Regions from separate parts of the Mus musculus genome. Here region 1 is linked to region 2. The links are chromatin loops, found by intact Hi-C in ENCODE. Cell type or tissue: heart. All regions are shown on one strand. Each heading gives the region's core, and the rest is flanking DNA. Links, peaks and the distances in the headings are about the cores only. Region 1 overlaps Pik3c2b (phosphatidylinositol-4-phosphate 3-kinase catalytic subunit type 2 beta). Region 2 overlaps Mapkapk2 (MAP kinase-activated protein kinase 2).

Evidence for each region. Peaks named below come from ENCODE experiments on the same cell type or tissue, not always from the same donor. Only the 100,000 strongest peaks of a DNase experiment are listed, where the experiment ranks them.
Region 1: it touches region 2 in a loop (20-fold over the local background); 1 of 42 quality-filtered maps calls a loop at or near these places.

What each region holds. Positions count from the first base shown.
Region 1 is chr1:133,066,896-133,082,293 of GRCm38, forward strand. Pik3c2b (phosphatidylinositol-4-phosphate 3-kinase catalytic subunit type 2 beta) reads left to right here. Exons shown (of 33, transcript NM_001099276.2): 2 at 1-334; 3 at 3,423-3,523; 4 at 4,279-4,433; 5 at 4,707-4,827; 6 at 7,616-7,727; 7 at 7,884-7,963; 8 at 8,916-8,979; 9 at 10,431-10,577; 10 at 11,324-11,357; 11 at 12,749-12,944; 12 at 14,066-14,188. It overlaps Gm28609 (a long non-coding RNA gene), which reads right to left and starts at 1,603. Exons shown (of 4, transcript XR_003948004.1): 1 at 1,371-1,603. In heart, for the core only: no CTCF peak of the experiment used is centred there; DNase peaks (open chromatin) are centred at 5,006, 6,546, 6,876 and 7,846; H3K27ac peaks cover 4,186 bases.
Region 2 is chr1:131,065,747-131,081,144 of GRCm38, forward strand. All of the region lies in intron 1 of Mapkapk2 (MAP kinase-activated protein kinase 2), which reads right to left. It also overlaps the pseudogene Gm25549. Among named protein-coding and RNA genes, the nearest start is that of Mapkapk2, 24 kb to the right of the region's middle. In heart, for the core only: no CTCF peak of the experiment used is centred there; DNase peaks (open chromatin) are centred at 8,885 and 9,855; H3K27ac peaks cover 1,073 bases.

The DNA.
Region 1 (15,398 bases), core at 3,836-8,835, 2.0 Mb after region 2:
CAAACTGCTAGTGGCCCAGGACCCAGAAGAGGGAGAGCTGCCTGATGGCAGGGGACAGGGACACACGCTGGGGTCTGTGGACTACGATGGCATCAATGATGCAATTACCAGGCTCAACTTGAAGTCCACCTACGACTCAGAGATATCGTCTGATGCTACCAGGGGCTGGAAGGAGGGCCGAGGGCCCCTGGACTTCAACAAGGACACCTCTGGGAAACCTGTGGCCCGGAGCAAGACGATGCCCCCTCAGGTGCCCCCTCGAACCTATACTTCTCGATATGCCAACCGAAAAAATGCAACACCTGGCAATAACCGACGGATTTCTGCTGCTCCGGTGAGGACCTTCCTGTGCATTCGTTCAGAACGTAAACTAGTTTCTCTTTGCCATTGCAAATTCAGATCTACAAAATCTCACTTGCCCTTTAGTCGTCCCTTCTGCCCTCGGGGCTCTTGGGCACTTGTTGTGAGGGTTGGGGAGGGATCCAAGCTAGGCTTTATTATGGAAGGCAGGGCCAGGAACATCTGGAATGGTCTGGCTCCTTTTCTAGGCTTACGTTTCAGCACGATGGCTACAAGAGCCTTTCTGGGGGCAGGAGTTTTGAAGTACTGGCTGCCAATAGGTACTTCTTTCTTGAAGTAAGGACAGAGTTAGGAGTCACCAAGCTCACTCTGGCTGTCTCCTGACGCTCTGCCCTGCTGACCACTGCTCGGCCCTGATGACCACTCATAGCACTCATAGCATTAGCTACTTGTTTAGTGGTCTGTGACCCCATCCAGATCTCCACAACACCCTGTCTGATGCCCCAAAGCCACACAGCATGAGATGGCAGAGTTGGTATTAGACGCTGGTCTCATTCCAAAGTCTCTCCCTTCCTCCCTCTTCCTCTCAACCTCCCTTCCTCACTGCTTTTTATTGTGATAAAAATATATGTGACACGTTTGAGATTGGCCATTAAAAAGTATATAGTTCAAGGGCAGTAAGTGCGGTCATGCTGTGGGGGTGTTTACTTTTATCTGTCTTTCCTCACTCTTTCCTCAGTGAAGATATTTAGAAAAAGCCTGACAGTATAATAATTATATATATATATAATATATACATATCATATATGTGTGTGTGTGTATAAAACATATTATATATAAAGTACAGAGTCTCTTCATGTCATCCCAGATGGCTACCACACATATGTGTGTTGATATGTCTTTGGCCCATGAAGTGTCAGGAGTATCTCCAGCAGGGACCTGAAGGCCACTTTATTTTACCCTTGACTTCTGGACACCCTGCTCCCAGAAGCCAGGTGTCCGCTCCATAGCTTCAGACTTGTGTAGCAGTTTACAGCCCACCCCTCTTTCCAGCCCTCTTTCCTCCTTACCCTTTGTCTTAGTGCCTTGGGGCTTTCCCGCCCCATGTCCAGCCTTAGGGATCAATTCCAACTCTACACAGCTGCACGGTCCTTCCTTCCTCTGCTTTTGCAGAGACAGTCCCTCAAAGCCTAATCAGGGTGAGCTGCAACTCCAGAGCTCAGGCTTTTTAAAGGCTCAACTCAGAGGTGGGGCTGCTCCTGCTATTTATAGGGCTGGGAGAGTTCATCACACAGAGCTGGGACTGCTCACAGAGTCGGGCAGCCTGGGGTAGGTGGTAGTCACCTTTGTCTTCCCTCCCCCATCTCATGTGTCATCAGAGTACTGAGAGGGAGCCTGAACTGGCCTGGAGTCTCCTTGAAACAGCAAGGGCAAAGCAAAAAGCTCTTGCCAGTCTCGGGTGGGGGACGCAATGCGGCAGTGGTCCCCCCCACCTCAGCTCGGGGCAGGGGCACAGCCTGCTGGGAGGGGAGACCCCTTGATCTCCGCTCCTATACCCCCACCCCGCCTTCGCCGGGCTTCCGGCTGGAAGGATCCTACTTATCCCAGGCCCACTGAGCCATCTCTGGAAAGGGCTAGCTCCAAATGCCAGCCTGGTACCCCCGCTGCCAGCCTCTGCCTGGCAGACTCCCCCGACCAGCATCGGACGATGCCACCAGGGCCTGCCAGCCGGGCAAACGTAAGTGGCTTTTGTTTTCTTACGGTGCCAGGGAATGGTACAGAAAGGATATGAAATGGCCTTCAGTGGCCATTCTGTTTGTCCCTCTCCCTCCCTGCCTCTCTTGCCCCTTCTTTCTCTCCCTGACTCTTTCTCATAGGTTAATTGCTGACAGTGGTACTATTGTTTGGTCTGGAACACAGGCATACGCTTGGCAAAGCCAGGGCCTCACATGCCAACTGCCCCCACTGCCAACTTGCCCCCACTGCTGCCTTCTTCTTCTTCATGTACTGCCACCCCCACCCCACACACACCCAGGGGAGCAAGAGTGACCAGAGGGAGGGACACTTGCAGTCAGAATGTTCAGTGAAGAGCTTACTGCCTTCTGCCCTAGAGGGGCAGGGAGGGCATAGGAACAGCTGAAGGGGTGATGGGAGGTGAGGTGGCACACACTAACCACAGCACCAGACACCCCCGTTTCTCTCCAGAGCAGCTGTTAGAACCTGCCGCCTTTACCAGATGCAGCCTGGGACTCCATGGAGCCAGAGTCTCATTCCTGGGCTGCTGCCCTGGGCAGGCCTGTGAGGCCTATCAGTACTAGCTTCTTGTTTGTTCTTCCTTAGGGATCCTTTGACAGTTTCCTGGGTATTTTAGAGCCGCCCCGGGATGGGAGATAGTTTGGGGCCTTGTCTAAGGATCCCAGTACTACATGCGTGTTCTGGGAGAGGAAATGAGGCTGATTCGGGCAGGCTGCCTGTAGCCATAGCCACTTAGAACCAGCAAGCCTCTAAGGAGCCTAACAAAGGAGCCCAGCCAGGTTCTTCCCAGCCCAGAGCCCTGCTTTGACACGTTGGTCTTCCTCCTGAGAAGGCACAGGTGTCCGAGTCATACCTCTAGCGACGAGCTCAGAGTTAGAGTCTGGTTTCCAGGGCTTTGGATGTCCAAGGCCAGGCCTCCCTGGGGACCATTTGGGCTAACCACCTGCCTAACCTAGCTCAGCTCACCCCAGTGTCTCTGGGAGCCGTCCCACGACATGCTTTGCCTATGGTGACTCTCAGCACTGTGTTACATTCTGCCTGATTATGGCCACACTGGGCTGGTCAGACATGTCCTCCTCACAGAGCAGGTTTGGCCACTCTTGTCCACTGCCACAGCTTCTGTTCTTAGCCCAGGCTTCAAATCCTTTTTTAGTTTGTTCTTTGGTGTCCTAGGTTGGCAGGTAATGTATTTCTGGATTTCATGTGTGTGTGTGTGTGTGTGTGTGTGTGTGTGTGTGTGTGTGTTCATTTTAATGTTACATTGAAAGCCCTTACACAACAGGCTGTGGTTTCACATCTTGGGAGGCCCTTCAGAGAAAGAATTCCAGAGAAGGGGAAAAGCTGAGTCAGCTGTTTTTCCTTTTAAGGTGGGCTCTCGGCCCCACACTGTTGCCAATGGCCACGAATTGTTTGAGGTCTCAGAGGAGAGAGATGAGGAAGTTGCTGCGTTCTGCCACATGCTGGATATGTAAGAACTGGAGGATGGGATGGGGGGGGGGGGAGGTTTCCTGTGTATGTGCGTGCGTATGTGTGTGTGTGTGTGTGTGTGTGTGTGTGTGTGTGTGTGGTTGGGAGGATTCCAGGTCTCTAGAGGAAGCTACCTATTCCTTTAAGAAGGACGAGGAGCTATAGTAAATAAAATTCCAGAGTGGGACCCTTGCAGGCTTTTCTCTTGCAGGCTTTTCAGGCCAGCCTGGTCTACATAGCAAGTTTCAGGCCTGCCAAGGCTACACAGTGATACTCTGTCTCAAACCAACCAACCAACCAACCAAACAAACAAACAAACAAACAACAAAAACATTCACATTTTTAGTAAAATTCACAAACCTTGATCAGTCTAAGTGTCCTCTCGCTTCAGACCCTGACCCTCAGCTGCCCTTAGGAGTAAACATACCACTCAGTGAAGGAAAAACTTCCCATGTATGGAAGAGGAAGGAAGTAGATTGCTAACTACTTATTGGTTAAATTCTTTTAAACTTAGTGTAGAAAACTCCTATTTGAGCTCTTGCTACTGTTACACTGTGGGGATTGGTTTGTGACTGTAGCAGAGATGACCAGAAAGACTACAGCCCCCAGGCTGCCAACCCACTGCCCCAGCCTAGCCCACAGGTCAGGGGGCTCAGCTGAGTTGGGACAGAAAAGTCAGTGGGATTTTGGGAGTGAGGGGCCCTGCCGACCTTCTGAAGACACAGCAAGAGTCCTTCCTCCTTTCTTCCTATACAGCCTTCGAACGGGCTCTGATATCCAGGACTATTCCCTAACTGGGTGTGTCTGGAGCACTGTCACCCCAAGTCCAGAACACCTTGGGGATGAGGTCAACCTGAAGGTGACAGTGTTGTGTGACAGTCTCCGGGAGCCACTCACCTTTACCTGCAACTGTGAGTTAGTCGGGGTTACACCAGTGTCCCTAGAGCTGAGGCAGGGAGGACTATTCGGGAACTTTGTTTCTCACCTCACTCTGTCGCCTGAATGAAGACTTTTCTGAAGGGACAGCTGTCTGGGTACATAGTAACTTTGCTCCACCCCAAGTTTTATCTGACTGCCGGTGGGTACTAGAGACCACTTGGCTGATGATAAAGGAACGAGGTAGAGAGGGTCTGTCCCAGTTGCCCGATGTCACTGCCCTCGCTCTTTTGCCTTACCCGTTCCAGGTTCCTCCACCGTGGACCTGCTCATCCACCAGACCCTCTGCTACACTCACGATGAGCTGAGGGAAGTGGACGTGGGCGACTTTGTGCTGAAGCCCTGTGGGCTGGAGGAGTTCTTGCAAAAGTGAGTGAATGGAGCCCGGGTCTTGTGAGACTGAAGTGACACTTGCCTTCTGGCTGGGAGAACGAGGGAGGCTCTTAGAGAGCTGTTCTTGGCTCAGTGTTTGCTGCTCTTCCCTAGCCCCGCAGTCAGGACTCCCTTTCTGGGCACATTCTCAGCCACGTCGCACTTTTCCCTGGGAGCTCCATTCTCCAGCTGGGTTGGCCGGATCCTGAGCCAAATCTGCCGTGGAAAGAGCTTGGAGCTGAGATGAAGCAAAGATGAGGTCGTCTCTGTGTGCAGGCTTCTGCTTGCGGAGAGACGTGCATCGAATGTGGGGGCAGGTTAGGGGTAGCGGCAGGTGGCCTCTCCTACTCTAGAGGGCATGCAGCCACTGGGCAGAAATGCCCGTATAGAACCAAAGGGAGGCATCACAATGGCTCTCGTGGCTTTCTCTGCCTTGAATTCCACTGGCCTATGCAGCTGTTTAGCCTCCCCCTAGGCTGGCTTCCAGTTCCCTCAGCCAGTGCCCTCTACAGAAGGCAGCCTCCCTGGAAAGTGTGATGTGGGACCAGCTATGAGAAGCCCTCTCCATTACCCTGAACTGTGGAAACCTGGGGTGGGGTAGGCAGGGCTCCCACCCCAGAGCTAGGATGGTGTGGCAACAAACATCAGGAGTTCTGCTGACCTCCACCCATGCTGCCCACCGCCCGTGTCCCCCTTGGAAGAACGAGACAGGCAAGGCCTCTATCTCCCTCCTCAGTGGTTCCTGTGAACGGCTACTGTGCGCATTTTCCCTGGAGCAAATCTAGATGGAAGCTTAGTTGTCTGTGGTTAGAGCTCAGGGTTGGTAGTCAGAACTAAAGATTCATTTCTTGACGGATTGCGTCAGCATTAGGGATAGTGGCCGCTCTCTGGCCTCTGCATCCTCATCTGGAAGCTGAGGGAAATGAACCAGGCCTGTTATGATATAATTCCAGGGCATCCACAAATGCATTCCATGATGTGTTCGCTGTATTCTTGCCACCCTCTGCTAGAGGGGCAGGGAGAGGTCCTGGAAGGCAGGGTCTCTTGGAAGTGCCAGTGCTGGGCCCAGGGCTATCGTGGGTAAATCGGACTCCGGAGAACAGTTTACACTCAGTTCTGGCTTTCCATTGACCAGCTGTGAAGCCTGCTCTCCAGTGTTGGGGAGCGGTGCTAGAGATGAGGCCTAGCATGGGTGAAGCCCTGGGTTCCATCTGTGTGTGTACATGCACACAGAGGCAGAGGCAGATGCAGACAGAGAAAGACGGACAGAAGGGATGGAATTAGAGTAAAGAGGACCTCATGAGCAGTCAGTGGATACCAGCAACAAAGGACCAACCCCAGAGGAGGACTCCTGGGACTCCCAAGTACGCAGATGCCACATTCTCCCTGTAGACTCCCAAATCCAGGAGCCTTGGAGTCTCAGAGGTAGTAGGAATGTCAAGTGGTCCTTGGGTCACGCCCCCCTCACTCCTACCCCAACTTGTGCTACACAGCAGAAACCCTTTCACCAACAAGTAGAAGTTACTGGGGCCTTGACTCCCTGGTTCTAACCATCCACCGTGCATAAAAACATAGTGCTGGGTCCTGGGTGGAAAGGGCCCTCTGGAGTTTCCAGAGAATTGCTAGTTCCCAAGGAAGCCCTCGGGATTGTTTCACTGAGCTGGAGGGGCCGATACTGAAGGGGAGTGTTGCTCCAGGATGCAGGCAGCTCTGTGATAAGAACCTTGAGACAGTCCTAAGGGAGGCTGGGTTTCCTGCTACCTCCCCCCTCTCTACCACTGCTCTCGCTCTTCCTTCCTCACAGACCCTCCCGCAGGCCCGCCCCGCCTGACAGTCTAGCCTCCCCACACCATACTTCACTTTTACTTAAACCTTAGCCCATCAGAGCTCAGAGTGCAGGTGCCAGGTCCCCTCAGGATGTGGAGAGCCTCTAAGTCTAGGCTGGCCTGGCCCCGAGGCCCTGTACTTGCAGAAGTCTCTGCATCCCTCTTCCCTCTGCTCCCCTCCATCCCCTTCCATTCTAGTTCAGATTCCCACCTCTGCGGAGGAAGGAAGTCTTTTTCCGGCTTCTGCTACTCAGATGCTAGGGCCTGGCCCAGAGCAGTGCTTGTTCAGCCCTTTCTTGTGGGTTTCCTTTCAGATTAAGGTGTGATTTGGAGGAGGGGGAGAAGTTGGGTGGCAGAGGGATCAGCAGGCTGCCTCTTAGGAACTGGGGGTCTCCTGTGTGGGTGCCGAGCAGTGAGAACCACTCCTACCTTTTAGAAAGTGTGAAGACTCCCTGGGGATTAGTGATCAGGCAGGATTGGTGGAGGGGGGTGGGGGGGTGGGATGAAACTTGCTTCCGGATGAAACTTGTTTCTGGAACTCTCATCCGATTGCTTTGTCTGTCCTCAGCACCTTTAGTGAGTAGCACAAAAAAGAGGAGTCTGTATCGCTCAGCCCATCTTTGCTTGGTTGTCAAAGCCAAGAAAATGGGATTTAAGCAACCAGTCCCTAAGAAGTCCCTCTGTATCCCCAACTCTTTACAGCATCCTGGGAAATGAGCCAGAGAGTCATTTGTGGAAGGGCTAAGTGTGGTGGGTGGCTTTTTTATTCAGGAAGACCCCATGCTTTACCATGGCATTCCATTGGGTAAAGGATAAGGGTTACAACATAGGCCTTTCCCCCATCTCCCCTCTGCCCTCCCTTCTTTCCTCCCTGTGTTGTCTCTCCCCAAGCTGAAGCACCCATCCTTCCTCCCACTGAGTCCCTAAGGCACTAATGATCTCGTCCCCTACCCCTCCAGTAAGCACGCCCTGGGAAGCCATGAGTATATCCAATATTGCCGCAAGTTTGATATCAGCATCCGGCTACAGCTGATGGAGCAGAAGGCTATCCGGAGCGACCTGGCCCGGACGGTACGTGTCGGAAATGGCTGACAGTTGTACATAGCTGGGCAGGTAGAATGGGCAGAGGGTGATATGGAACATGTTAAGGGAGTGGGGTAGGTATCCTGGGCTGAGGAAAGGGCGTCATCCCTGCCTGACCAGGGCACTGCTCGCTCCCTCCCTCAGGTGAATGACGACCAGAGCCCTTCCACCTTGAACTACCTCATCCATCTCCAAGAGAGGCCAGTCAAGCAGACCATCAGCAGGTGAGAGTGGGTACCACCTGGGTGGAGTCCAAGCAGGAACTGTGAGGGGATGGCATAGATATACTCGCCCAGCTTCCGGCTAGGATGACAGAGTCTCGTAAATGTCCAGTAACTTGTCAGGGATGCCCCTGTCCCAGGACACTTCTCCTTTCTTTCCTCTATGCCTGCCAGTGGTTCTCAACCTTGCCGAGGCAGTGACCCTTTAATGTAGTTCCTCATGCGTGGTGACCCCAAGCCATAAAATTCTTTCATTGCTACTTTGTAACTGTGATTTTTCTATTGTTACAGGTCTTATTTATTTATTTATTTATTTATTTAATGTTTGTGAGTGCACCGTAGCTGTCTTCAGACACACCAGAAAGGGCATCAGATCCCACTATATATGATTGATGATTGTGAGCCACCATGTGGTGGAATTGAACTCAGGACCCCTGGAAGAGCAGTCAGTGCTCTTAACCACTGAGCCCTCTCTCTAGCCCCTGTTAAAAGTCTTTGTTTTGGTTTTTTTTTTTTCTGGTTTTTGGTTTTTTGAGACAGGGTTTCTCTGTATAGCCCTGGCTGTCCTGGAACTCACTCTGTAGACCAGGCTGGCCTCAAACTCAGAAATCCGCCTGCCTCTGCCTCCCGAGTGCTGGGATTAAAGGTGTGCGCCACCACACTGGGCTCCTGTTAAAAGTCTTAATGTAGGTTTCTGATGTGCGACCCCTATTGGGGGTTGAGATCCACAGGATGAGAACTACTGCCCCAGTAGTTTTCTGTCCTTTTCTAGGTGAGAGGTAGCCATGAGGAAAGGACCCCTTTTCCATCTTCATGGGGCATGCATGGAAAGAGTGGGAACTCTTTCACATCAGGGTCTGATCCTCCAACAGAGAGGGAAGGGAGAGCATGAGTCTCCCACGGCAGTGAATCTTTTGTGATCTCTCTTGTGATTTTTCTCACCCCATATCCCCAGGCAGGCCTTGAGTCTTCTGTTTGACACTTACCACAATGAGGTGGACGCCTTCCTGCTGGCTGATGTGAGTATCCACCCTGGGACTGATCAGAGAGGAACTATTGGAAGTTCCTTCCTTGCCTGCAAATGGCAGGCTGTCAGTGACACCTCTTTTCACTCCTGGCTCCGGGCAAGCAAAAAAAAACAAAAAACAAAAAAAAAAAAAAACCAAACATCTGGCTGTGGGGCAGCTGGCAAGTGTGTGAGAAGGTGCTCTGTCTTTCTGTGAAAGTCAAAAGGTGGGCTCTGATCCTGTCTCTGAAGTAGAGCATCTCCAAGCTAAGGGTTGTGGCCCAGGCTTTTCTTTTTTCCTGTCCAAAGTGCATGGGAACGCTGTGTTAAGATGTTCTGTTGAGCCTGTGACATAGATAACACACCCTCAGGAAAGTGACAACTAGATCCTTTTCCTCCTGGCCTTACATGGAAGTGTCAACCTTGGAGCCATTTCCCCAAATACCTTGAAGCTAAAGCAGTGCTCTTTGGAAGTAGTCTTCAAAATTCAAAACCCTGGGCAGGCATGGCTTCGCGCAGCTTTAATCTCAGCACTTGGGAGGCAGAAGCAGGCAAGACCTCTCTGAGTTCAAGGTCTACCCATTGAGTTCTAGGCTAGCGAGAGCTATATAGTGAGACCCTGTCTCAAATAAAACAAAGCAAAACAAAACCAACCAAACAAACAAAAAACCAAGCAAAATAACCATCCCCGTCCTCCACAGATCAAGTTTCAGTTATAGCTTCTTTCCTCTGGGGCGGTCTGTCTCGTTCACCTTTCACACACTACTAGAATCTATTTTGTAGTAGCTTCTACAACAGCATGGTCACTGACCACTTTGCAGTGTTCTGTGCTAGTTTGGAGGCTGGGTAGAGGCGAGCGAGGTAGGTGCACAGCCCAAGACTGCTTTAGCCTCAGGGAGCTTGTGCAGTCAGGAAAACGGAGTGTTCATCAAAAGCTATTAGATACAAGAGGATGGCCACGGGGGTCGGGATGGGGGAGGGCTTGTGAAGGAGTAGGTGTCCTCATCCCTAATCTGGATTGACACAAGTAGTCACAGTCAGAGGAAGAGATTTCTGATGAGAAAGCACCGGGAGCCAAAGTGTGGAGGGCAGTGGGGAGTGCAGTGTGTCTGTGGCCGCGACAGCTTGGACATTCTATAGTGAGTTATGAGAAGTCTGGACAAGCAAGTGGGGGCCTCACTGTGTTTCTCTCGCCTCATTGCTGTTTCCTGCCAATTGATTGCCTAACACTTTAGGCCTCTGGCAGAGACCTGTGTATACACAGAGATAAACTTCGCTGCAGACTGGGAATAAAAGGTTCCGGGCTGTGGCCGACAGACTGGGGAGTATGCCTGTGGCCCACTCAGAGCAAATAAAGCGTGGTTCCTGCAATTCCTCCTTAGAGTCATTAACACAGTCTTGAGACCTGGGCTGGTGGGGAGGCAGAGAGCTGAATCACTTGCCTTACTGTATGGCCTCCCACAGGGGGATTTCCCACTGAAGGCTGACAGGGTGGTCCAGTCTGTCAAGGCCATTTGCAATGCTCTGGCTGCTGTGGAGACTCCCGAGATCACGAGCGCTCTCAACCAGCTGCCTCCCTGCCCCTCGCGCATGCAGCCAAAAATCCAGAAGGTACGGAGCCCCAGGTGTTAGCGTGAGGAAGGGACAGTGAATGCTTGGGTAACTGGGCTGTGGCTTGTCACGTTACTTGGTGGCCACCTTACTAAAAAGACTCTCTTAAGCAGCTAGAATTTGGGAGGCAGAGGCAGCTGATCTCTGTTAAGCCAGGCTGACTTACGTAGTGAGTTCCAGGACAGCCTGGGCTACACAGTGAGACCCTGTCTCGAGACAAATAAAAAAAATAGATGAAAGGTTCTCCACTTCTGTCATTCATGTGTGAGCAGTTCAGACAAAAGAGCTCCTGGGAAATGGGTGCCAGGCCTGTCCCTCCTCTTGAGCATAGAGGTTGGGCTAGCTTCACCTCACGAGAATAACCACATGAGCCAAGGCCAGAAAGGCTTTGCCTGAGAGTTTGCTCGTCTAGGAGGGTGCAAAACCAAGGAGGGAAGGGGATCCCCAGAGCCAGGGATTCAGTGGATCTGTGTGCAGTAAGGGCAGGCGAGCTAGCACTACAGATCCTGTCTCCCCAGCCTTGCGGGGCTCTTTCCTTAGGGGAAGCATGGCTTTTTATCTGCTTACTCCATCCACCCTGTGGTTGTGGAACAGACCATCACTCCCTCCCTCTCTGGGGAATCTCTGCTCCTCACATTTCAAGCCCTGCCGGGGCCCAGATGAGCACAGCTGTGAAAAGCCCTACCAACTGGCATTAAAAATGGACCCGGGCTCTGTCTGACCCTCGGTCTTCCTTCCCCCAACAGGATCCCAGCGTGTTGAGTGTGAGGGAAAACCGAGGTAAGGATGCTGCAGAGAGGCTGGAACCTGCCAGCTGCCAACTCAGCCCACATTCTTCTTCCTTCTTGGCCGTGTGTGTGTGTGTGTGTGTGTGTGTGTGTGTGTGTGTGTGTGTGTGTTTCCATATGAGGTGTGGACACAGCTGGAGCCCATATTTCTTTCCACAGATCTTTTTCTCATTATTCTTGCTAATCAGGCTTATGGTGTTACTGGGAGAGAGCGGTGAGCTGGGGTAGGGGTGTGAGCAGGGATGAGTTTGTCTGTCAATCCAGATGGAGAAGCTCACCCTGCTAGGCTGTGATTTTTTTCTTGGCAGCCACAACCCCTTGCACTTCCAGTTAAGACTGGGCCTTGGGAGATGGGAGGAAGGATTCTCTCTAGCAGTCTTCCCATCAAATCTTGAACAGATCCCCATCCTACAGCCTGTGTCTCCAGCTTTTCTTTTCTTTTTTTCTTTCAAATTTTATTTTTTTGTATGTGCATTGTTGTTTTGTCTGCTTGTATTCCTATCTATGTGGGGATGTTGGATCCTGGTGTCAGTTGAGAGATTCCATGTGGGTGCTAGGAATTGAACCTGGGTCCTTTGGAAGAACAGCCGGTGATCTTAACCACTGAGCTATCTCTCCAGCCCCATCACTGGCTTTCTTAAAAAATGAATCCATCTTTGGACTTCAACAGATGAGTAAATTTCCTCTAAAGTCGTCTAGGAGCTAACAGCATTTCTTCTAGCGCTCTTCTCTCTCTCTCTCTCTCCCTCTCCCTCTCCCTCTCCCCATCTCTCTCTCTCTCTCTCTCTGCCTGTGTATGTGTGTGTCTGTGTGTCCACATGTGCATGGTACTAGAGATGTGTAAGCTCACCAAGCACTGTTTGTTTGTTTGTTTTTGTCAAGAAAAGTCTTTGTTTAAAAAAAAGATTTGTTTTTATTTTATGTGTATGGGTATTTTGCCTATATATAAGTCTGCGTGGCACATGTGTGCCTGATACCCACAAAAATCAGAAGAGGATGTTGAACCCCTGCCCCTGGAACTGGAGTTAGAGTTGTGAGCTGCCATGTGGGTGCTGGGAACCAAACCTGAGTCCTCTGGAAGAGCAGCTAAGTGCTCTTAACCACTGAGCTGTCTCCCTAGAAAATGACTTTTTAAAAAATAACAATGTTGTAGCACTAAATGATGCTAAGTGTCTGGATAAGGCCCGAATTTAAAACTGGGCACTCAGCTTAATGCACGCTCCTGTATCTTTCCCATCTCTCCACACATGGGTAAGCTTTGTCACAGCTATTAGAAATTGGCTGATCCCTGTCCCAAGCTGTCCCATACTGCTAGTGTCATGGCAACCAAATGGCCCCTATTGAGTCCTAATGAGATTCTTTTCTGACCTCCCCACTTCACAGAGAAGGTGGTAGAAGCCTTGACAGCGGCCATCTTGGACTTGGTGGAGCTGTACTGCAGCACATTCAATGCAGACTTCCAGACGGCGGTGCCTGGGAGCCGAAAGCATGATTTGGTTCAAGAGGCCTGCCACTTCCCTGGGGCCCTGGCCTTCACTGTCTATGGCACTCACCGTATTCCCATCATCTGGGCTACCAGGTGACTCAGGGCTAGGGCTAGGGCTGGGAAGCCTGGGGGGTCGGGGGAGCTCCGCTGCCTGGTGGCTTCTTCTCTTCTAACTGTGGCCCTCTATGTTAGGATGGTTGTTATTATGTGGCATTCTGGTGCCACAGGGCTAAGGTGATGAGCCTAGTACCTGGAGGGGACCTTAGTCTGTATCCATCTCAGAGAGAGAAAGCCCCCTAGGAGATAGATAAGCACCTGCCAGTCCCCCAGTCCTGGCTGCCTCGGTCTCTCTGCCCCCTCCAGATCCAGAGCCGGCTGAGGGAGACAAGCGACAGATGGCCGGTTCCCAGATAGAGTGTGGCCCACACCAATGGCTGCACTCCCCTGCAGATGCACAATGAGGGTGGCAGGGAGGGGGTGACCCTTTGTCTGGGGTTCCCTTGCGGGGTGGGTGGAAGAGGACATCCATTTGGTAGTCCTCAGCTCTTCTTCTGGGTCCCCAGAGTCCTGGGGCCTGGGGGAATAGGCATTTGGCCCCATCCCACCCTTACCAACCCCTCCCCCCCTCTCCTCCCCTTCCCCTTCTTTCTTTGTTTCTCACTTAATGTATTCCTCTGGGCGATTGGCGCAGAACAAAGGAGGCAGCCTGGGAAACAGGGGCCTTCTCTGACCTCTTCTGTCAGGCACCTGTCATGAGCCACGGGGACCCCCATGTGCTGGTATTCATGGTAGCATATGTCGCTTTCCTCCCCCACCCTCCTTGCCTGCACATACACACACACACACACACACACACACACACACACACACACACACACCAGTGGCTGACTATAAGGAAGAGACTAAACAGCCATTCCCATGAAATGACCAAGAAAAAAAAAAAACAAACCAAACAACAAACAAAAAACCAAACCTCCTGTACTCAGCATGTGCCTAAAACTCTGGGGGTCTAGGGGTCCTGATCAGGTTGCTGTTCCTTAAGCCTGGCATGGTGGTCCTCACACTGACCCCGTGCTGCATCCTCCAAAGATGAAGAGAAGTCTACCAGAGGAAATGGAAGTTGGCATCAGGGCGGCTGAGGCTGGTGTGGCTGGTGTGGCTGGTGTGGCTGGTGTGAAGGGCAAGGTATACTGACCGCTCTGCTTGCTTTGCAGCTATGAAGATTTCTACCTCTCCTGCTCCCTCAGCCACGGTGGCAAGGAACTTTGCAGCCCCCTGCAGACCCGGCGGGCTCACTTCTCCAAGTACCTGTTCCACCTCATCATCTGGGACCAGCAGTAAGCCCTCTCTCTCAGCTCCAGGATGGCTGCAGCTAACCTGCTTCCTTCAGGGATGCCCTGGAGCAGTAGACAGTCAGACTGAGCACAAGCCTGGGTCAAATCAGGTTCCATAACTCTCCTTATCCAGATAGATCCTCCAGCTTCCCGAGTCATTTCCTGACTCTTACCTGGGGACAAACATGCCGCCATCTCTACCTTTCAAGTTATTAGGAACACCCAACCGGAAGTACCCATAAAACTTCTTTATACTCTATAATGGGTCATGTAAATATTACTTGCTGTTTTTAAAAATACCTTTCTTGTTTTTCTCTTGCCTCTCTTACAGCATTTAACTGGTCTTCAGATTTTTTTTTTTTTATTACTTCCCTTTCTCTCAACATTCTCTTAGAAGGGGCTAAGATACAGCTTGGAGTGCTTGACTGGCATATGCAAGGCACTGGATTCCAGCCCTAGAACAGCATTAAACCAAATCTAGAATCTTAGCACTCAGTGGGACAGAGGCAGATGGCTGTAGTTTTGAGGCCACACTGGGCTACATAGCAAGTTCTAGGCCTATCAGGAGATCCCATCTCAATGCCTACAAAAAGGATGGGGGGTGGGGGTGGCTCTTGAGTTGTCCATTATGGATAAAGCAGGGATGGTTGTCTAGGAAAGGAAGCACAGGCATGGAGCCAAGGAATAAGGCTCTGTTTCTTGGCTCTCTTGGTAATCCCATGCTCTCTCTAACTTGTCGGGGCCTCAGCTTCTCAAATTGAGACTTGAGAGCACCTGCTTAACCTTGAGGCAGGTTATGAATACAGTAACCACCATCACAAGATGGCATGAAGTACCGTTTATTAACAATAATGTGATCTCAGGAAGGAGAGAAATGAGGGGTAAGGGGACCGCAAGGGTGGGATTGCAGGTTTGTCCCCCAGTGCTTGTCTGTGTTGGACCTTATTTACCCTCCCGACAGCCAGAAAGCCCCTTGCTTGCTGTGCCTGCTTGCTGTGCCCCCTTCCCCCCCTTCACTTCTCCAGGCTACTATGTCTGAGTCCCCCTTTACAGAGCAGCAAATGCAACGTAAGTGGGTGGAATGCAGGTGGCAGGGACAGAAGAATGTCCACGGGGAGATGGAGGATTCTCAAATAAGTAGTTGAAGGGTCTGGGTAGATTGTCTTATAAAGGTACTAGAGGGAAGGCATAGCCTGTTTTCACACTTAGGTCA
Region 2 (15,398 bases), core at 6,525-11,524:
AAAATTTGGAGCTGTGACGAAAGGATGGACCATCTAGTGACTGCCATATGCAGGGATCCATCCCATAATCAGCTTCCAAATGCTGACACCATTGCATACACTAGCAAGATTTCGCTGAAAGGACCCAGTTATAGCTCTCTCTTGTGAGACTATGCCGGGGCCTAGCAAACACAGAAGTGGATGATCACAGTCAGCTATTGGATGAGTCACACGGCCCCTAATGGAGGAGCTAGAGAAATTACCCAAGGAGCTATAGGGAACTGCAACCCTATAGGTGGAACAACAATATGAACTAACCAGTACCCGGGAGTTCTTGTCTTTAGCTGCATATGTATCAAAAGATGGCCTAGTCGGCCATCACTGCAAAGAGAGGCCCATTGGACACGCAAACTTTATATGCCCCAGTACAGGGGAACACCAGGCCAAAAAAGGGGGAGTGGGTGGGTAGGGGATTGGGGGGGTGGGTATGGGGGACCTTTGAGATAGCATTGAAAATGTAAATGAGGAAAATACCTAATTAAAAAAAAAAAAACAGGGCAAAAAAGACAAGGGTGAAAATGATACTAAACAGAATGGCCGCCTCCCCATGTGTTTCTGTGGTTGTTTTGTTTCTTAAGACAGAAGAAAGCGAAGCTGGTGAGAGCACTCAATGGGTAAAAGCGCACACTGTCAAGCCAGACTGCCTGAGTTCAATCCCCAGACCCACACGGTGGAGGGAGAGCAGACTCCCACAGCCACAGCTGTAAATGAGACAGAGACAGAGACAGAGAGACAGAGAGACAGAGACAGAGACAGAGACAGAGAATATTATGGCCCCGTGGATGCCTACAGTCTCCTTGAAGGAATATTTGTAGTTGACAGTGCTGGGCTGGCGAGATGGTTCACTGTTTGAGAGCACTAGCCTTAAGACTAGGGGCCCTGGGTTCAGTTCCCAGTACCTGCATGATGGCTCACAGATATCTCTAACTCCAGTCATGGGGGTTCAGCACCTTCTTCTGGTCTCTGAAGACACCGCACACACACTGTGCACAGACATGGATTCAGAAAAATATTCACATACATAAAATAAAAGTAAAACCTCAACAACAACAACAACAAAGAGTTCACGGTGCTGATGACCAGTCAGTGGGCCCTACAGGAAAGGCAGATTTCCCCACTCCCTTTTTCTACTTTTTATATTTGTCTGATTCCTTAATGTCTGTATGAATTTCTTTTAAAGAGAAGCAGTATTGTAGGCCTTTTATTTGAACCCCTCACCTGACACTGGGGCAGAATAACATGCACTCCACAGGCCAGGCATCCTTCCTTCCAGAGGACAAGAGCAGGGCTGAAAGACAGCACGGGGAGGCAGGAGGAGCCCGCTGCACATGTACACAGGACTGTAAGAAGGCAACAGGACAACTTCCTGGAGAAGGGAGCCAAACTATTGCAGAAGGCAAAATAAACCAGATCCAAGCTCCACTGCCCACAGCTTCCTTCTGAGCTGTGTAGACACGCACCCTGCCAGTGCGGACAGTCTTCTCGGGAGTCCTGGTTTGAATGAGGAATGACCCCCTGCCAGTGCGGACAGTCTTCTCGGGAGCCCTGGTTTGGATGAGGAATGACCCCAGAGGCTCGGAGTGTTTGAACACTTGGTCCCCAGTTGGTGCTGCTTCTAGAAAGTGAAATCAGAGTTTGGAGGAACCTTCAGAATGTGCAGCCTTGCTGGAGGAGGTTTATCACTTAAGGTGGCTCTGAGAGCATCCAGTCTTCCCGCTCCCTCGATGCCCACAGACATGTTACAGCCAGCTTCCTACCCCTGCAGGCATGACATGTCTTCCTACCATTATGGACTCTAGCCCTCTGGAACCATAAGCCAAATAAAGTCTTTAGTTGCTTTTGATGGTAGTCTAGCTGGGAGGACAAAAGACTAGGGGCACAGATGCTCTCTCTGTCCCAGTAGATGATTATGACCTAAAGACAAAATATAATTTTCATTTATACTCAAATTATCCTGTGCCGGTTACACCTCAGACAAGGCAACATTGCTACCTTTAGACCTAAGAGCCCCACAGGATTCAACCTATTGCTGGCTCCACTTACTAAGATGGCAACTGAGGCCCAATGGAGCCACTTGCCCAAAGCCAACCAGGAAGTAAGTGATAAATCTAAGAGTCAGTCCCACGCCAACCTTCAAGTTCTCCCGTGTATGTTTGTAGGCAGTGGTTTGCTTTTTCCATGAGTTTTAAGGAGTTTGAGCATCAGATATTTACTCCTGTTCTCCCTCATCCATCCTGGTCATCCCCCACTGTGCTTGTTAATCTTACGCCATCTGAGAGGAGGGAACCCAGACTGAGAAAAGACCTCCATAAGACTATGCTAGGCAGGCCTGAAGGGCATTTTCTTAACTAGTGATTAGTGAGGCAGGGTCCGGCCCATTGTAGGTGGAGCTGTCCCTAGGCTGGTAGTACTGGGTTCTATAGAAAGCAAAACTGAACAAGCCATGGGGAGCAAGCCAATAAGAGGCACCCCGCCATGGCCTCTGCATCAGCTCCTGCCTCCTTATGAGTTCCTGTCTTGACTTCCTTTGATGATGCCTTTCTTATGTGGAAGCATAAAAAAATAAACCCTTCCCTCTCCAACTTTGGTTTTGGTCACGGTGTTTTATCACAGCGACAGAAACCCTAAGACACTGTCCCTACAGTGTTCCCAGGCCTTTGCACTTCCTCATTATCTCACACACACAGACACACAGAGCCGCTCCATTTCTGAGGCCCAGTGCAAAACCTGACGTAGAGGAGGGACTGGCACTGGGCACTCATTAACTGATTAAATGGACTGACTGCATCAGCCATAGCTTCCAGTAAGTCACAAGGCATCGTTCCCAGAAATCAAGGCAAAGCCGGCTGGAAAGGAGATGTGCCAAACTCTTCAAGCTGACCTTGGGCTAATGTTCAAGGGATAGGAAGGAAAATGACGAACTTTTCAGTATTTAGTAGGTGAGACTTATAAGAATCAGCGGAGAACTTTTTATTTAGAGAAGAAGAAGGAGGTCAGGAGCTCAGTCAGTTAGCAGTTCCTGTTCTTTTGCATCTCCTGCCTTTTGTCTCTCAAGCTTTTGTAGTACCACAGCCAATTTTTCTTGTTGTAGAGCTATTTCTCCAGGAGGAAAAATGGAAGATTGCAATGAAACTAGGTAGGGGTTTACCCTGATGGTCACAATTGCAATGAGTACTGTGCTGACTTTTTCAAGTGACATTTCTATCCCCAACTCCTACGGACCTGAAATGGAGCTTCCCATTTTCTCATGCAGGAAGAGTCTGTCTATAAAATTAAAATTGTCTTTTGGGATGACTGTGATTCTCTCAAGATCTGCTGTCTCCTGCGTTGTTGTCTGACATCTGAGCTTCCCGAGCGTCTCCGGGCATCCAGCCCAAAGTAAAGACTTGATGCTTCTTCCTCTGGAGCTCCCAGGCTCAAGTCTCCTCTGCGGCCTTTTGTCAGGCTCAAGTCTCCTGGCCTCCGCGGCAGTGTCCTCAGATGTCTTCTGCCTTCTGCAACAGTAGAGGTTCTCTTCTTCTCCAGTCAAGCTGGATTTTTCTTCCAACCAAGTTGAATGCCAGATGTAAAATATATCTCTTATTCTACTGGAAAGATGAAAGCAAAACCCTCCCCTACTTAGGGTTCTTTTTTTTTTGTCAGTCTTCGGCAGAATATCTTTCCTAGGGCAAAATGCAACAAAAAAAGTATCCTTTCCACTGAAGTTTTAAAGAATTATTTTGAAACTAAATATACCTTAGTGGATAAATATACCTATATTCTCCTTTCTCTTTGCATATATTTTTTCAAGGTTTAAGTGTATTTATTTTTAGATCACAAAGGACATTCACTTTGAATTTCAGCCTGCCTTTTGCAAGTGGCTTTCAAATTTAAATCACTATAATTCTTAAGTGTCTGCCTCTGCCTCCCAGGTGCTGGGATTCCCCACCTGAATATGAATTCCTTAAACATGGTATGTGGTTTCTCTAGTGTGCAAAGATACTAATTAGAAACTGTATCAGAGTTTTGTCCCATGGTGATGGGATTAAAGGCACACAACACTACCTTGTTCACAGTAACTCTGGAATTTAGAAAAAAACTCTGTTTTCTAGGCTCCAAATCACCTAACAGAGATTTAGAAAACAAGTTTGAACTGTAGTGACCCTTTGAATATCATAAAATACCTTAAATCTCTTACCTGTGGCTTTAAATACTAAACAACAAAAATATTCTTTTTATTTAAAAAAGAAAACTCAAAAGCTAAGATTCAAGATGGCGTGGGCTACATGCAATCTACAGTCTGACATTCGACCATGGAGTTAGGGCACAAGACAGTAAGGTAAGTATGCCTCTCAGAAATTATCATTTGAAAATATTATTAATTTTTATTTTTATTTTTTTCATGCCTGATCAGATGAAAGACATGTGTTAGTCTTTATAAGTTAGTTTGGACTGAATGACCAAGCTGTTTGATGAACTATCAACTCTCCTTATTCAGGAGGTCTCTCCTGTCTGAATCTAAACTTTATCAATTTTGATGGTGTCCACGGCTTTTTTCTCCTATGGAAACAAAGCCAAAACCTCTTCCCAAACGTAATACATATTCCAGTTTCCATTTGGGGTTCACACATCTTTAAAATATACAGGCCTATTTAACTCAGCTTTTCCTACTGTCCAGTGTCTCTCAGCTGATTTAACTTGGCTTTTTCTACTGTCCAGTGTCTCTCTGCAGCTCTTGTGCCCTGCTTCTGGCCAGCCTGGACAGTCTGTGATAATGCCTTTTAATATTTTTCTCAGAAACATTCTTTATTTTATGGTTTGTTTCTGAGGTTGGAGGAATGTTAATCTGTGTTTTCCATTGCTGCAACAAATCATGTCCCCATAAATTCATGGCTATATTAGCAACATGTGGCTTTCATTTTCCTCTGTCCTTCGGGCCCTATGCACTCAGTTTTACCTGAGATAAAGTTTCAATCCCTAGAAACTGAATACTTACCTGCTGAAGAGGCCAATCTGGACGCCAAGATCTTGGTGAAATTATTGTTACATCTGCTCCTGTGTCTACTAAGCCTTCAATTTCAATGTCATTTATTTGTATTTTTAGCTTTGGTCTCTGATCATTTGTAGCAGTTTGCCAAAATATTTGTTTTCTGGTCTCCCCTGAATTCTTTGTTTTATCTACTGAAACTCTTCTGATCTTGAGTGTATCCAGAGCAGTACTGTATTTAAAAACAGGCGCTAAATCTTTTAATTGCTCTATGGATGAGTTTCCCCAAAGTTGACAGGGAATGATTGAATGGAATTTGGTACTGGGGCCTTTGGGAGGCTCCCTAGGGCATTTCCCAATGGCAAAGTGTTACCCTGCCTAGCCCTTGTTGACTTATATTCATTAGTCCAATGCTGGGTTATACCATACCTTCTGCATACTCTAAAATTTAGTCTGGGGCCTTCTTTTTGGATTATCTCTAGAAAAAATATTATTTCTAGAAACACCTTGCCTTTCCGGATGACTTTGCTTTCCACAACTAAAACATCTGCCATTTTGATTTCCCTTTAAACTTTTTTTTTTCTTTTTTTCGAGACAGGGTTTCTCTGTGTAGTCCTGGCCGCCCTGGAACTCACTCTGTAGACCAGCTGGCCTCGAACTCAGAAATCCGCCTGCCTCTGCCTCCCAAGTGCTGGGATTAAAGGCGTGTGCCACTACTGCCCAGCCCCTTTAAACTTTTAGGAATTACTTCCCCTATCAGAGTAGCATCATAACTGTGAGCTCTAGTATCACCTAATCACAAGGAAAGTGAGGCACTGAAAGATGGATCCCAAGACCTAAAACCTGCTAGCAAGCCAGGCAGGGCAGAGTGGGTGTCAGCTCAGGAAAAGAGAGCAGAGTGCCTCAGCGCGTGAACTAGATGCTGCAGCCAAGTCAAAACTGATCAGGGAGGAAGGGGCCCCCTGTTGGGAACAGAAACTGGGGGAATGTCCATGGCTACCCTGCCCATCTGTTCTAGCACGAAGGCTCGATGTCTGTCAGACTAGAAATGCTAAACATGGGCAAGGAAGCAATCCGCAATCCAGAGTGCTAACACTCTACCCACTGAGAGGTACAGAGTTACTGCTTGTTTAAAGGGAAGACCAAACACACGGACTGGTTTACATGCACCATCTCTGGTAAAGCTCTGGGGCAGATCATCAGCTAGGCCTTCACTGTCCAGCCTGGGCTCCCTGAGAAATCACGGCCAGTGACTCGCATTTCTTGTCTCAAAGAGTTACTAAATTATGCTTAGGCCCCCATGGTGGTGCTATTTTGGGAGGTTCTGGACACTTTAAGAGGTTGAAACCTGACTAGAGAAGGCAGGTCACTAAAGGTAAGTCCTTGAATGGATTCTGTCACCAGCTCCCCATCTTGTTATTTCCCATAAACAGCTCTCTTTTACTACGTTCCTCCAAGCACATGGGGCCATGTTGACTATGGACTGGACTCTCTGAACCTTGAGCCAGTATAAACCCTTCCTCGGATGGCTTTTGCTAAGGTGTTTGGTCATACCAAAGCAAAAGCTAAAAACACTGGTGTTACTCACAATAGGTGTCTTCTCCCACTACAGACCAAGGCAATGTCTTGTCCATTCTTTGGTTCCAAGTTGTAAGTCCCCAATACACGGCACTTGAGAGGAAGTCCATAAAAATCTGCTTGCTGACTAACTCAGAGAGTCCACCCCATGACAAAAACAAGGAATGCCATCCTTGGCTTTGTCTAATATTTTACCACTGAGCTGACTAACGACATCACCGACAACAAGCTTATGAAATCTGCAGTGTGGAAAGAGCAGACAGAAACAATCAGGCGTGGCCTGGGCAACAGGGTTTTTTGTTACTGCTTTTGCTTTAAGACACAGTAGGAGAAAACATGAGGCAAAAATCGCCTCCAAGACCTGTTAGTATTTCTGGAGTCACTACAACAGCAGAGGAGGAAGGAACCTTGTCACAGGAGTGGCTCCAGATACCAGGGAGCAAAGGCTCTGTCTGCCTGCCTGGGGTGGACCCAGCCGGTCTGCCACCATCTGGGCAGTGGCCCCAAGGAGGTTCCTATCGTCAGGCCTCCAGTCCCCTTCCACACAGAATAGGACAATAATGTATCTTCCTCAGGGAGGGGTTAATAAAACTGGGCTTAGATCTGTGCCTCCTGCAGTAAACATACTTGTTGGTTTTTGTTATTAAGCTACTTCTAAGAAAAACAAAGGGTGTAAAGAATTGTGACTAAAGGCATAGTTCTAAAGTTCATTCAAATACCAACTTCAACCTTGCCTGGCCTTAACCAATGACTTCATTTTCTCAATCTACACTACCCTCAGCCACTTAATGCAGACAGTGATAGTATCTAAATGTGTATCAAATATGTATCAAAATATGCCATGAGTTTCTCGTTAGAGACAAGGAAGAAACAGAAGCACAAACTTTCCCAGATGGCCTGCTGACCAATAACCAACTGACTGTAAAAAGATTGGTCACTGCCCACAATATTACCATGTGCACGGTGACCTGCACACTCAAGAGCTCACAGAGAAGTTTGTCCTCCACACAATCACTCAATGCTAATCCACCACGGCAGCCGAAAGCTGAGCCACGCTGCCGAGAACTGGTCATTTCATCTGTAGTAGGTGAAACTCATGAACGTTAGAAAATGAAGACCACACAAAACACATAACTTGGAAGTATGCACACTAGAGATCCATAGTGATTAGCTTTAGGAAAAGCAACAGCTTGGACCTGTTTTCAAACTAGGCTGACCCTCCCCCCATCAAGACCACTTCATTCTACTTCCTGATCAGCAGGAACAAAAGACTCCAAGGGAAATAAATGTTGCCCCACAAACCTAGCAGGGACCCGTCCTCTGGAAAGTGATGGATGGATTGCTTCATGGATGTGCATGTCCTGTGTAGGGGCCATGCTAGTCTTCTCTGTATAGTTCCATCTTTAGTGAGTGTGGTACCACCAAACTATACTGATGCTTGCCCCAAGGCACACTTGGCAGTTATCTGGCATAAGTGTTCATTATCACTGCTTTGGGGAGCACATGGCAACTGCATCTAAGCAGTGAAAGCCATAACGTTGCTCATTCCTACAAATCCCAGGACAACATCAACTTCTACCCTACCCCCACTCTCCCTGGCTCCTATCACAACAATGCATCTAGTCAATAATACCACAGCTAAGAAAGGCTGATTTAAACCAGGGTCCCAATAAAGCTAATTTTAGTAGTAGCTTTTTCATCAGCTAGAAGCAGGGATTAAATGAGACAAGAGCAAACAGAATGTGTGCAGCTCCTGTTCGAGGATTCAATGTGATATCACGCTGAGTATCTTAACAGCAACATCAGTCAGTCGGATGGGCAGCACTGTGATGGACAGTAACTCATCTGGCACGGCACAGCGCCACCCACGGTCTGCACTGCACACACACACACACACACACACACACACACACACACCACACCCAGGGTGCCGCAGCTCAGCTCTAGGTCACACAGGGAAAACTGTGCTCCTGCTCAGAAGAGGAAAACCACGCTGTGGCAGATCTGAGGACCACAACACAAGAGAAACAGTCCACAAAACTAGAGCAACAGGCCTGAAGAGACAGCCCTCAAGCGGGAGTCAGGGACTCAAAGCAGACTAAATTCTGTTTCTCAGTGGCAGCAAGCAGGTCAACAATGATAAAGTCTTATAAGACTGCCATTTTCCTCTTCTGGAAAAAGTTGGGCAGGCTCCAAGGAGAGCCCACCCTCTTGGGGAGAGTAACTCAGCTGAAGAGTGGGCTCGCCCTAATCTCAGACAGTCAGAAGGCAGGGCAGCTGGCCAGGAATAGGCAGCCTCCAGTACCCATGCAATCACACGCCAGCTACTTCCCCGGGAGAGATGAAAACACCAGGCTCACAAGAAAAAGCCCTGTGTGGGAAGCTCTTGGAGTTTGAGTCCTCCGTTCTCAAAGCTGGAAACAACCCAAACGCCCATCCACAGGAGAGAAGATAAGCAACTATCGTGCCCACACAATGGAACAGGACTCAGCACAGAGAGTAACAGACCACCAGCACATGCAACCATGTGGATAAACCTCACATCACAGGTCGTTCACACATGCACACAGGCGTGCACACACATACATACATGCATACACACAGGTGTGTGCACACACACACACATACACACATACATACAAGAGTGGAGTGGTGTGTGTGTATGTCCATCTTGTCAAGGGGTATATATTGGTACCATTGAGAGGGCATGGAGGAATTTACTAGAGTAATAAGCTTTTTGCTATAGAGACTGGGGTTGTATATGGAACCCCTGTTAAGCTTCATCAAATTAAGATTTTTGTATCTCATTGCTATTTAATTTTACCAAAAGAGAGAGACAGAGACAGAGAGCGAGAACAATGGCAAATACTAGAATTTAGTGCAAATGCATACTGGAAGTACAAGGTGTCATGGGCTGGTGTCTAACCCACTCTGAAGTCCCTGCAAATACAAACTGTTTGGACAGGTCAGCTCAGAGTGCAAAGGGTGACAGAACAGTATGGTAAATGGCTAATGCGAGAACAAGGTGGCTGAGCAGACAATGTTAACCGCACATCACAGTAAGACAAAAAGAGAAAGAACAGCCAGGCTCCTGCACCACAAGGGACCAAGAGGAGGCTGGAGGTCACAGGAGGAAAGTATACAGGGTGCTCCTCTCAACCCACAAAGGGTCACTCAACGCAAGAACTGTGGAAGGCCAGGCTGACCCGGTGACACGCAACTCTAGCCAGCACAGAGCAAATGCAAGGCACTCAGACCTTGGATATCATCAATTCCTACTCCTATGGGACCAGCTGCATCATTGTGTAACAGTCAGGAACAAGTCCTGACCATTCTAGCCTGAGAGGAAGAGATCAACGCCCAGTGCAGGGGTGAGAGCATGTTTCTGTCCAGCTTTGACAGCCCAATATTTATAATGTCTCTAGAAACCACTTTTCTAGATAGAAACCAAATACACAGATGTCAATCAAACCTCCACTCATCTCCAGCAATCAGATCTACACAGGCCAAAAGCAGGAGCCTGCTGCTTCACCAAGGACTCCTCAAGAAGCAGCCTCAAGTCCAAGCAGCCCTGGACCACGATGTTCCGCTCCGCAGGTGAACCACAGCAAGCATCTGAATCAATAAGTAGACGCCCCTCCCTTAGCCCCAGCTTCCTGTGCGTGTGTGTGTGTGTGTGTGCGTGTGTGTGTGTGTGTGTTTCTGGCACAAAGAATATTATGGAAGCCAAAGACAATTAAAGAAATAAATTTTCTGGGTGAAAAAAAAAATCACATATTTTTCAAAAGTCCAGTTTCAATAATTTTAAGATTACCTTCTCTGTCCCCACCCCGACACAAATCATCTAAGTCTGGCCCCACAGATAACATGTGATGGACTTTGCTGAGACATCAAGAATGTGCGGGAAGGCAGAGCAAGCTGGTGTTAACGTAAGTGCTACAATTAGCTTACTGAGAAACTACAGACAAGTTACTTTCACCGTTTTCTTCCTTGTGTGATCTAAGACATGCCTGGTGCAAGGAGACCCTGTGGGTCTCCCCAGAAAAGCACAGGACACCAGCGAACCCCTCCTGGCTATCAATGCCTAAAACCAGCTAAGATCTCTCTCATCCTCGCCCTTTTGGTTTCCAGGGACCCTGAACCATTTGGAGCTTCAGGACTCGGGATCTTAAAAGAGGGAATATACATTTCAAATAAAAATGTCTCACAAAGCAAAACAACTGCTAGGCCATGGGTATGAGGTAAAAGATAGGTGGATGAGTGACGGCTCAGAGGCTATGGTGGTTTAAATGAGAAACGTCCCGTACAGACTTGGGCATTTCAACACAGGGTCCCCAGATGGTGGCATTGTTTGAAGAGATGACAGCCTAGTTGGAGTAGAAAATAGTAACTGGGAAACTTTGAGTGTTTAAAAGCCCCACTTCCAGTTTCTCCCCTGCACTTCAAGATATACTCTCTTAGTTCCTGCTCCTGCTAACATGCCACCTGCTGGCTATCATGCCTCTGGCTGCCATGATGGGTTCTCACCCCTCTGAAACTGTAAGCCAAAATAAACTCTCCTTAAATTGCCTGTGTTTGGTCTTTGTTTGGTCATGGTGCTTTATCATGGCAACAAAGTAACGGGTACAGAGGTCAAGACCCCAAAAGAGGAGCCTGCAGAGTGAGGAGAAAGTCCCAAGGGAAACCCCTGAGATCCTCATCACACAAAATAGCAGGATGTCATCTAGATCCAGATGGGCCACCGTGCAAGCACGACACTGACACAGGCTAGGCCTAAAGAGGCAATGGTGCTCCAATGTCAGCTCTTCCCCAGTACAAGCACACCGCATTCTGACTCGAACCCTAGGACAGTTAAAGGCACTGGCCAGAAGATGATGGGCAGGCAGCCACTACAGCATTAGGCTCAGCCACCGCCCTCTTTCCTAGCCTTCAGGGGCTTGGTTAAAGAGCTGACACTGCCTGTCACAACCTGGAAAAAGTGAAGATTTCTAAATACATAAAGATCCATGAGGGGGGTGAGTTTCCATCATGACCAATTAATCTGGAGGATATCTAAAGGTTTTCCCATTAGCAGTGACGCATCCCCAGTTGACTGGAGGAGCCATCTCACACTTCACCTCATGTGTTCAGGCCTTCTCCACCCCTCAGCCCACCTCTACCTCAGTGAGGAGGTTCCTCTCCTACCAGAGAACAGTCTTGGGGAGTCGCAGCTCCTGGTCTTTCCAGATGCCCTGGAGGTTTGGAGTCTGCAGACACAACCCCAGTTGGCAGTAGTGGCTAAGTCCGCCACTTCTCATAGCACAGCTGGCCTCCCCCAGTCTCTGGACAAGTAGTTAGGACCAGCGTGGGGCTTTTCTCCACAAGGATTGCCACTCCCCCATTTCAGTAACTGGGCCTCTAATTACATATGAGACCAGAGAACATGCCAAAGAGCTGAAAATGAAGGACACCCCACTTAGTTCTTGCTGAGGACATACTAACTCCTCTGTAAAAACTCGAATGGGAAAAGGCAGACTAAAAACAATTAAACCAGTACAACAGAGATAGGAAACCTAGCTAAATCATGCTGAGACCTCCCAGCAGTGCCAGCATACAACCCAGGAAGCAGCTGACTCCTACTTGTGCCTCAGTACAGATTTTCTTAGAAACAACCACACTATGCCTTTAATCCCAGCACTGGGCAGGTGGATCTGGAAGTTCAAGGCCAGCATGGTCTACAGTGTGAGCTCCAGGACAGCCAGGACTGTTACACAAAGTAACTCTGTCTCAAAAACAAAAACAAAGAAGGATGGATGGATGGATGGAAGGAAGGAAGGAAGGAAGGAAGGAAGGAAGGAAGGAAGGAAGGAGGAAGGAAGGAGGGAGAAATAACCAGACTCCCTACAGGTTGCCCAGGAAAAACACTGAAGCCCTCAACTGCCTCTGGAAACCCTCTTGGCCTAGGTTTGTTCCAGGTAAAGAATCCAGTTAGGCCTTTTCAGAGATTTCTCAGGCCACCTGACATCTACAAATCACTCATTCACCTTCAACCAATACCAACAACGCTCTAAAAACAATTCCAATAAGGACTCTGAGAAAATACAAGAAAGGGCTGAAGAGATGATTCAGTGTTAAGAGCACTGGCTGCTCTTCTACAGGACCTGGGTTCAATTCCCAGCACACAGATGGTAACTCCAGTCCCTGGGGATCTGACACCCTCTTCTGACCCCCACAGTACCAGGCACGTATGTGGTACTCAGACAAAAAAACACAGGCAAAACATGATACATATAAAATAGAAAAATGTTTATTTTAATTAAAAAGTATTTTTAAACCTCCACAATCCTTAGTCAATCTATCTCAATGTATTTCACAATTCTGAATTTCAGTACCGAAGAGTGAAGTGAAAGCCTTTATCTTCTGTTGTTCAAAGCCAGCAAGGAAGAGAGAAACCTCCAAGTCACCTGCTGTTCCCTCAAGGGTCAGTATAGCTGCCTGGCATTGTAGTCAGAAAAGAATGCAGAGAGAGAAAAGCAGGCTAAATCTCACTCCTCCCATGGCCAGGATTAGCAAGCAGCTGCCTAAGGACCCCCAGCCCCTCCTTTCCCTAATACCAAGAAGCTCTGGGCAGCCTGAGCCTCTAGCAGGAGTGTCTGCCAACTGCTCATTCACCCCCACACTGCAAGCTGCACTTCCCAGGCTCAACAGATGTAGCTGCTATTCACTGCTTCCAAGGCAGGACAAAGCTTCCCCAGAAATACAAAGCAAAAGGGCTTCAGGCAGAGCCACCTTTAACAGAAGCCACCTGCCGGACCCCTCATCCACCATCCCCCCTCCCAACAGCACACATGCGCACATACATACACATGCACACACACACCAAACACACAGCTTTTTCAAACCTCTGCAACAGGTGTTAGCTCAGTTCAGGTGACTGTGAATCACTGGGCAGTTCTCTCAGAGAAGGAGTAGTTACTGTTACTTCTCAGACAGTAGGCCATACGATGCTAATGATGGAAGAGAAAGACAGAGAGACAGAGACAGACAGAGACAGAGAGAGACAGAGACAAAGAGAGAAGCAGAGCAACAAAGATAGGGAGAAAGCCAGAGAAACAGAAAGCCAGAGAGACAAAGACCTTTATGTCCAAACCACAAAGCATAACCGACTCTGCTGCTGAGAATTTCTCAGGCCCTTTAATGTGGAACACACACTTGCAGAATGTCTCCCACCTATGGAACACTCAAGGATTTGCCTTAGAGTTTGGAAAAATGAGCAGCCCCTTCCTTCATAACACTACCTACTCCCTAAATGATATCTTCCATTATGTGGAGTGAAGAACCACCTTGCTTACGGCTCCTTTTCTATGACTTCATCAAGAGGGAAAGAAGTAGGCCAGTGAATGCACACACACACACACACACACACACACACACACACACACACAGCACCTTTGCTATTTGGGTCCAGTAGTGATGGTGCTTCTGCAGGGATTATTAAAACCTAGGACAGACAGAATTTACACATCATTCACATCACAGTAGTCTATTTTTACTTTATGTATATGAGTGTTTTGTCTGCATGTCTTGTCTGTAAGGGCAACACATGAGCACAATACCCAAGGTGGCCAGAAGGTGTCAGAGCCCCTGGAACTGGAGTTTCAGACAACTGTAAGCTGCCAGGAAACAAACCCAGATCCTCTGCAAGATAACAAGTGACCTTAAGCACTGAGCCAGCTAGTTTTAGTCCCTTATGAAGTCTTCCTGCTTCAACCCTCGCCGGCCACCTTACACTGTCAGAGCACCTGCATGGCTGGACTCCACGTCCAGACCTATGATAAACGTCATCAACACCATAACCATCACATGACCTAGGTGAGCTCAGCCACCAGCACCCCTAATTCCAGCAGAGAAACCTGAATGGAGCAGGAGGAAGATCACAGACCTTGACAGTAAGAATTCCTGGGTACTTCTCATCCAACCATCCTATTGAGAACCAGATAAATAATGGCACACAGACTGGAACACACACTCAGGCACAGACAGGGGCACACATTCAGACAGACAGGAACACACACTCAGACACAGGCAAGGACACACAATCAGACACAGACAGAGACAGGCAGGTCACCACCATTGATCAAAACCTTCATATTCAAATTACACATCTCAATTTTTCTTTCAAACTTGAAAACAGCATTCCTTACTCCCCCAAGGGAAACTATTTATTAAAAAGATCCCCACTTTGGGTGTGGCAAACATAGCACTTATACCTTGGGATGGCCGCCTCTTTGCTTTCTTGGGGTGGAAATTTTCTACTTTCCTCACAATGAAGCTGACCTTGAAAGATATCTCCTGCTCTGTGTGGTCGAGCACAAACAGTTACATGCAAAAGTGTGTACACAAACACACACACACACACAGAGAGAGAGAGAGAGAGAGAGAGAGAGAGAGAGAGAGAGAGAGAGAGTGAGAGAGAGAGACTCTCAAATACTACCCAACAGGGAGACCTCACAAGGTAGCTGCTGTTCTCTGAAGTTCAGACTATTCCTGGCACATGTGTTTCTCAGAACACCTTTGACAGAGCTGCTGGTTGTGGTTAGTGTCTGGGTACCATCAAGAGGCTGGGGAATTCCTCCAGCTCTGTGCATCCTGGAAGGGAGGAAACCCTACATTAGTCCTCCCTCCGTCATCTTGGTTGCAACAGAAGAAAACTCATGGGCCATCACCAAGCAGTACTGAAGGAACACTACTAAAAAATAAAACTGCAGGGCTAGAGAGATAGTTCAGTGGTTAAGAGCACTGGCCACTCTCCCAGAGGGTCTGGGTTGGATTCCCA